2 separate regions of the Homo sapiens genome follow, and region 2 is linked to region 1. Evidence: chromatin contacts called from ENCODE Hi-C data. All regions are on one chromosome and are shown on one strand. The core of a region is the stretch at or near the end of the contact, and the rest is flanking DNA. Distances in the headings are between cores, read along the strand shown.

Region 1 (3,810 bases), core at 1,028-3,527:
TCTGTTTCCCAATAACCACAGAAACTTTGTGCTTTCACAGTAATTATCACATTCTACCTGTGTTATATCACTTTTTGTCTTTTTGCACCTTTGAGGTGATGAACTTTTAGAGAAGTTTCATTAATTATTCATATCCACAAGTGCCTTGTACAGTACTGGCCATATTGAATAATTACTGAATGAATTTGCTTGTTATTAACATGTTATTGACTTCAGTTTTAGCATGTCTTTAAGATTATAAATGTTTCTGCCCAAACCATTTTCTATTATATTTTTGAAATTTATGGGCATCAAGTGGATAATTAAGTAGATAATTAAGTGAATAAGGTGAATCTGTAAACCCTACAAAATATAGTAGTTAAGAGGACAACTTGGATAAAAATGTATAGAATTAAAGAATTGTGTTCAAATCTCCCTTGCGGTCATCTGACAAAGTCAAACTTAACTGCTGTCTACAGTAAGATATGGCATTATTTCACATTTTAATTTACTCAAATGGCAAATGTGGCATTTCAAACACTTTCATTCATGCTAGATTTAAGTTCTGCATGGAAAGTCCTCTGTAAGGACATCATTATTCTATCTGGCATCATTCATTCTTGAACATGGGTTATAAAAGTTTCAGTCTTTTCTGGCAGAAAATACAAATAGATGACTGTGTATTACAACATTATAATAGGAATAACAGCAATGCATCAAGAAGCCAAAATGTGTTCAGAACTCAGGCTGAGCCTTCTCTGCCTCCTCAAGCTAACACAAATTTTTGACTCCAAATGTTATAATTAAAAGTCTTATCTTCATCTACGTATTTTTCATTTCTCATTTCTCAAATGCCTGTTCCAGGTGTTTGCCAATGTTTAGACAGTCACTACTCAATGTTTTCTATTATTTTGTTTCTTAAAATCTTCAAATGTTGGAAATTACAGTGTTGGCTTTCAGGGACTCAAAAATGTGTAAGTGTGTGTGGTTTTGTGTGTTTTCCTCCTAAGCTCAGGGATAAAACTAAACAAACACGAGTACTGGGCAGGCTAGCTAGTTTTAAAAGAAGGCAAAAAGGCTCAGAGAATCGGCATGTTGTTAGACAGGGTGTGCCCACTGGCACAAGACCTCCTGGGGAGAGGCTGGACATTCAGGATGTTTATGAGTAAAAGTAGAAGGTGGAAAAAGAACACACAAGGCCCAGTGTCCTGACAGCCTGGCACGAACGCAGCTCAAAATAATTACTACTGCTGAAGGAGCCGTTTCTGTTCCATCTTGTGTCCTTGCTAAAATAAATAATAAATAATAACAATAAAGCAGTCTACATAAATATATGAAATACCCATATAGAGCTATTTATTTGTATATAAAATATCTGTATTTTTTTCTTACTTCTATCTGAGGACGCCAGCTTCCGAATGAAGCGGAGTTTTTGTCTACCAGACCCACAAGCAGCATGGTGCGGGTAGAATCCTGTTTTAAAGAAGCCCAGAACAATAATTCCCGCAATCATAGAGAAAATAAGCCAGTGCCCGAAAGCAACAAATAAAAATAATGTGTGAAGAAAAAGAAAAGGACTTCTTCCTAGCGGCGGCAGATGCCCCCAGACTTTATGACTTCCTCTCCATCCCGACAGGGAAAGCAGGACTGAGTTTGTCGGAAGGTGAGCGGGGCTTGGCCAGAGACGGTGTGCGCTGAGGCAGCGGCCCTGGACAAGAGTGGCGTTTGGATACTTGACGGTGAAAGGGGAAGAAGCCAGTCACCAGCTCCAAAGTCCAGGAACTACACCTGGCAAAGGTCAAAGCCTGCGAGGTAAGTCAATTGCGGACAACGCCTGAGCCCCGCGTTTGCAGCCGGCGAGTTGACTTCGGTAGGGAGAAAGTGGCCGGCCCCAAAGGGCAGCCCCGTGGGGGCGCGAGTGGCTAGCTCAGTTTGCGGTCCCCTTTACTCCCACGCCTGCAAATCTCAGACCCCTACGCCCTCCCCTCGCCGGCCTTGGTGCGTCGGGGTCCCGCCGCCCGCCGTCCCTTACCGAGCCAGAAGTGCAGGTGGTAGGTGAAGCCTCGGCTCGTCTTGGCCGTGTGCAGCACCAGGTAGGCATCCCCGACGTAGAAGTCGCCGTGAGCGCTCTGGGGCACGGGCACCAGCTCCAGCTTCTCAATCCTCCAGACCTGCAGCCCCGCCTGCTTGCCCGCCCGGGCGAACTCTTCGTGGTATAGCTCCCGCGCCATGGCTCCTGCACGCGATGCTCCGGGGGACGCGTGATATCGCTGATCTTGGACTAAACCGAGAGCAGCAGGAGGAACCTTATTCGCCGCCACTTTATAGTGTTTGCCATCCGGGGAGGCGGCGCCCTGAAACGGGAGGGGCTAAGTGCCCAGGCGCGAGTTGACAGAGGAGACGATCGCTTCCCACGGGGAGCGCAGCGCTGGCTTCCAAGCTCCCACGCCTTGCCCCAGGCCAGGAGCGGAATCGGCGTCCCAGAAGTCTTGAGATTCAGAGGGAGTTTATAGTAACTCGTGCCAATGCCTCCTCCAAGGAAAGACATTTTCTCTAGCAATAGACGAAGAACATTAACGGTTAAAACTGCTTGGCACTCCTTTGTGCATACCCATCACTACCGTCCTGCATATTTCCCCTTCTCTCGCTAATCCTCTTATTTCTGGATCTCAGTTGTGCCTGGCAGGAGGGGTGAGGTGAGGAAAGAGCGCGCCAGCCCTGCAGAGTTGAGTCAGCGTTTACTCGGGTGGAGCAATACCTGTTCTTTCTGGCCCTCTAGAATAATTCTTAGAACAAGGCTTCCTCTGCTAATAGCAACACCTGCCGTTAGGCAGCAGAGGAGTGTGCCACATTAGCATGCTGGAATAATTTTAATACATCCTTCTTTAAAAAATGGGCTTTTTGAGTAACAAGCATCCTAATGATCAATTCTGTCATTTCATTGGGCAATCTCTGCATTCCTGACGACCAAAGTTTCTGTCTCGATCTTCCAGTTTGAAAATACCATGAAAAACAGCATGTCAGATTTCTTGGACAGGAAGAAAACCTGGAAGAATGGCAGTATTACCCCAGGTGACAGAGCTCTGTAAATCTCAGAGTTCAGGAGCTGTGGTTGAGCTCTCTTAACACCTGCTTCCTTTGGCCAAGAAAGATGAAAACAACAACAAAAACCCAGCAGCCGCCGTCCTGAGATGTTCTCTGCAGGGCTGTTTGTGGCTGTAATTTTATGCTTGGCCGGACTTCTGGGTTACCTGTTACCTAGCTTCAAGGTGATAATTTTCTTTGTTTTACCTACAGGTTTTGCTTTTGCAGCATGGCTAAAACACTATGGAATACAGATGGAAATTTTACTCTTGATTTGGCATTCATTTAACAAGCTGGTATAGCAAAGGATTCTGTTACTGAAAAAGGCAAATCACTCAGGATGTATAGAGTAAGAAAGCTGAATTTCATGCATGTAAAATTGTTTTCATTCAATTTCTCAAATTACATGAATCCCTGGAAGGTCAATAATAATGCAAAATTAGATTTTTTTCCTTAATTAAATTATGTTTTTAATAGGTTATTACATGACCATGGTAAAAAAATTAAAAGTACAAAATGTGTGCAATAAAAAATTATCTCCATTTCACCCTGCCACCCAGTTGCTTTCCCCAAAGGCAATTACGTTACCAGTTTCTTATGTATTTTTCCAGGCACTCAAATTTTGTCAACAAGAATATAGGTAATGTAGTTATTTTAAATTTTTAACAGAAAATGTAACATATAACCTTTTCGAATCCCCCCCCGTGTGTGTGTGTGTGTGTGTGTGTGTGTGTGTGTGTGTGTGTG
Region 2 (4,309 bases), core at 755-3,254, 310 kb after region 1:
AGGATTGTCTCTTTCTTTTGAGTTATATGGTTTCACCTTCTTGTAGCATAGCAGAAACAGTGCACACCCAGCTTTTAGAAAACCTGTAGTTGAAAGGCTATTTCATCTCCTTCCAGAGATACAAAGAAGAGGCAAAATATTTGAGGGATTATAAGTAACCAGTGGGTGACATGAAAATTATTGATATATTTGCTAATATTTATTGAAAAATATACAATGTGCCAAGATTGTGCTAAATCCATTCCAGAGACCAGAGGCTTTGAAAGTCTGCATATTTTGCAAGTGCACAGCTCCATAAGTGGAAGAGCTAGTCCGGAACTCTAGCCTTTTGACTTCTAGCCCGATGCCATAGCCTCCATCCCTGAATTTCCCCAAATTTGATATGCTTGCTACCAGTGAGATAGAACTTGATTTTTCTCTGTACACAAGTATACTTTACTAGTTATATATTTCACTGCATTTTAAAATAATATTATTTCCCCACTAAACTGTGGTATGATAGATATCATTCCCTAGGAGAAAGCTAAATCAGGTAGAATTTGGGTTTAGGAAGTAAGTAGAAATGACAAAAATCACAAAGGTGGAACATTAAACTTTAAAGTCTGGAAGACCTACTATGTATCATATCACAGACTGAAGTGTATGAGGTAGTATGAAGTGAGTGTGGTTTGAATAACAAGAAGAAAGAAATAGGCTTTTAGCTCTAGCTCTAGTTTCTGTTTATTTTTGAGGAGATGAAACTGTTGAAAAATGTTTTCTTGCTTTTGCTTCTGGATATGTAAAAACTATTAAGGAAAAAAAACTTTAAAATAAGCAGCTTATCCATCATGGGGCCTTTAGATTCAAACTGATTGGTTCTGAAACCATAGTACATCCACTTACTAGTTGTGTGACCTTAGGAAAGTTAATTAACCTCTCTGAACTTCAGATTCTTTATTTATGAATGGTGATGAATGGTGTGAATGGTGATGTTATTTGTGAATGAACAGACACAATGTCTACAGAGTGCTTAACTTGTATTAGAAGGCATTCAGCAAAAGGTATCTACTGTTGTCATTTCTAGCACATTATTACCTCTTCTCTTTGAAACTTGCATCTTTGAAAGTATCATCAGTTACATCAGTCACTATAACTGTTAGCCCCTGACTCACTGTCATTCTCTTCTTTATTTCAGGTTTTGATGAGAACATGAATAGTCCTTTTAAATGTGGGCGCCTCTGTTTCTTGAACTCCCCTCTTCCCCAAAGCTTGTCTTCCACCCTAATTCAACCACTCAGTCTCATGGTCACATCCTAGACCTTGACATTGTCAGTACCTGGTATCCTCCCCAACTATAATCTCATTATCTAGTCTCCTCATCACAAAAATTTCAACATCACCTTTTTCACGAATCTGTTTTTACTGACCCTTACCTTCTTGTTGTTCCGTCTCCTTCGTTACTAGTCTGCTCAAGCTGCCATAACGAAGTGTGGTGGCTTAAATAACAGAAATGTATTTTCTCATGGTCCCAGTGGCTGGGAAGTCCAAGATCAAGAGTGCCAGCCAATTCAGGTTTTGGTGACAGCTGTCTCTTGGATTGCAGGCAGCTGCCTTCTTGCTGTGTCCTCATGTGATCTTTCCTCAGTGCAAAGATCTTTTCTGGGTGCACTGATATTTTTTTTTTTTTTTTTTGTTTTTTTTTTTTTTTTGGGTAAAGAGAGGAGAGGTCTCTCTCATACTCTATTTATAAGGCCACTAATCTCATCATGAGGGACCCACTTACATGACCCCATCTAGCTCTAATTATCTCCCTTAGGCCTTACCTCTAAATTCCATTGCACTGGGGGTTAGAGCTTCAACAAATGAGTTGCGGCAGGATATATTCACTCTGTAACACTTCTCCCTCCTAACCCAGCTTAAATTTACCAATTATAACCTCTCCAGTGCACACACCCTTGACTCATATCTCTCTTCCTTCATCATTTTCACTTTCACTTCCAGCCACATTTGGCCTCATTTAAGCCCAGAGTAGTTGGAACAAAACACACAAATATTCTGATTAGTTTCACTTTCAGTTAACAGCAATGAACTCCAGTAGATGTTTAATGCTGTTACGCACTCAGTACTTTCCTGATTCACTCAACTTTCTCATTTCTCATAGAACTTTGCTACTCCATGTGTAGCCCATGGGCCAACACTATTGATATTACCTAGATATTCTGAGAAATACAGATCTCAGACCCCATCCTAGACCTACTGAATACGAACCTGAGTTTTATCAAGATACTAGGAGATTCTTCTGCATAGTGTATTTAAGTTTGGGAAGCATCCCCTTAAAAGACTCTCTTCTCACACCTCCAAATCTCCTCTATCATCACTCTTAGCCAATGGCCTTGCTTCCTATATTTCTTAAAAACTGTAGCAATACATAAGTGGCATAGTCTTCCACCACGACTTGTACTCACTTACCACCATTCCCACTCACAACTTTTGCCTTCCCACTTGGGCCTATAAATGAGCCATCCATGTTCCCATTTGAAGTGATTGCTCCTCTGGGCTCTATATCACATCCCTCCCAGTTGGTCTAGGCTCTGCGTTAGCAATATTTCCTTCTCTTCCTTGATCATACCTACGGTCATGCAACAATGCTTTTATTTTTTCTTTTAAAATACCTTCTAATCCCATTTCCTCTGTTGCTTTCTCCTTTTATTTATCACTTTTGCAACAAAATTATTTAAATGACTTGTGTAGATCCTCTTCTGCAAATCCTTTCTTCCCATTCTCTGTTAAACCTACTTCAAATGTGTTTTGGCTCCTTTCATGTCTCCTTTTTTCGTCAATAGTTATTAAAAACTGTTCTTTTCAAAGCAAGCAATGATCTTCACATTACTAGATCCAGTGGTTGGTTCTCAGTATTCATTATACTTGATACCATCAACTACATTAGAATAAGCTGATCACTTCCTCCTCTTTAACATGCTGCCAGTATCAGATATATATTGAGCACATGTGTATTTTAAAAATTATTAATCTTCTTTGAAAGAAAATTTAGGATTCTGTCAGATTCAGCTGCATATAACAGAAATGTCAAACATAATATTTGCTTAAATGTGATAGAAGTTTCTCTTTCTTAAAAAATGTCTGAAGCTAAGAAATCTAAAACCAGTAGAGAGGCTTCACTGTGTCACAAAGACTGGGAATTCTATCATGTGCTTCATCACTTTCAGTGTTGTTTCCAAGTTTATAATTACTTCATAGTCTGAAAAACCTGTTAGAGATCCCATCATTAAGTCTGGGTTCGAGGCAACAGAGAAGATGATTGACATAAGAGCAGGCCCTTTTTCTTTCATCACTACTCATGAGTCTCATATTATGCTTCCGCCTGCATATTATTGACCTAGATTTAATCATATGCCATATCTAGCCACAAGATGAGCTACTAAAGGTAATCTTTGATTGGCAATAGGCCCACCTAAAACACAGGGTTCTAAGAAAGAAAAGGAGAATAGATGTTGTGAGACAACTAGAAGTTTCCATCCAAGGAAGTCATGACATTATCTTCATGAGAAAATGTGCTATTAGAATCATAAGAGAGTCCCAAATAGATGACTAACACATAAAGAAGCCATCACACGAAGGGCAGCTGATTTGTTAGTCATATAGCTGCTTTGTTCTTTGAGATCACATAAATCCAAACACTATATTTACCTTTAAAGTGTCAGTACAATTCACCTACATTACATTGTTTGTATATAATTCACAAATGATATATTTGTTTAAATGAGCATACTTCATGTAAAGATTAACAAAGCAATATCAACTTGATTTCCATAATCGTCAATCATCTAGCCAATATATGTAAGACTCTTATTCCATAAAAATCATTTGCTACTATGGAGAATAAAACATTAAACTGTCTTCATATTAAAAATAGATATCATAATAGGAATGTTGTATTGTTATATTGCATTGAGTAAAAGAAAACTGTTTGTGGAACCTAACCTTTAAATGACTTATTAAATATCTCTATGCAAAACAAACATAGACTGCTTACATGATAAATATAGAAGTGAACATCACCAAGGCCTAAGCTGACACTAGGGTTAAGTTTTGAATTCAAAGATTGAAATTTTGATTTAAACTCAGATGAGATTTTATACCTGAAAAGATTGTTTTTAAAAATGAAAGGGCTTTTCACTTACTGATTTTTCAGTTTTAAAGAATACAACTCTTTGTCACATACGTTGCTAGTATTTTTTTCTCAGTTATTATTGCTACTTGCTGTGATTTCACTTATGATACAGGTGAAATAACATGTGCAAGCAATAGA

What was found. A loop is a pair of places that touch in the nucleus more often than their neighbours do. Pooled maps may share reads with other maps.
Region 2: a map with no recorded cell type shows a loop between it and region 1 (4-fold over the local background). The contact joins the enhancer-like site here to the promoter of SCIN in region 1. A Hi-C loop is called at or near these places in 6 of 37 single-sample maps with no recorded cell type and 4 of 50 pooled maps.

What each region holds. Positions count from the first base shown.
Region 1 is chr7:12,569,187-12,572,996 of GRCh38, reverse strand. It overlaps SCIN (scinderin), which reads right to left and starts at 2,277. Exons shown (of 16, transcript NM_001112706.3): 1 at 2,012-2,277. The coding sequence starts at 2,210. LOC107986768 reads left to right here. Exons shown (of 3, transcript XR_007060635.1): 3 at 1,616-3,810.
Region 2 is chr7:12,255,511-12,259,819 of GRCh38, reverse strand. No RefSeq gene overlaps it. Among named protein-coding and RNA genes, the nearest start is that of TMEM106B, 46 kb to the right of the region's middle. Within about 2 kb of position 2,004, at least 5 of the 41 ENCODE cell types and tissues checked have a DNase peak (open chromatin) inside an H3K27ac peak, as active enhancers do.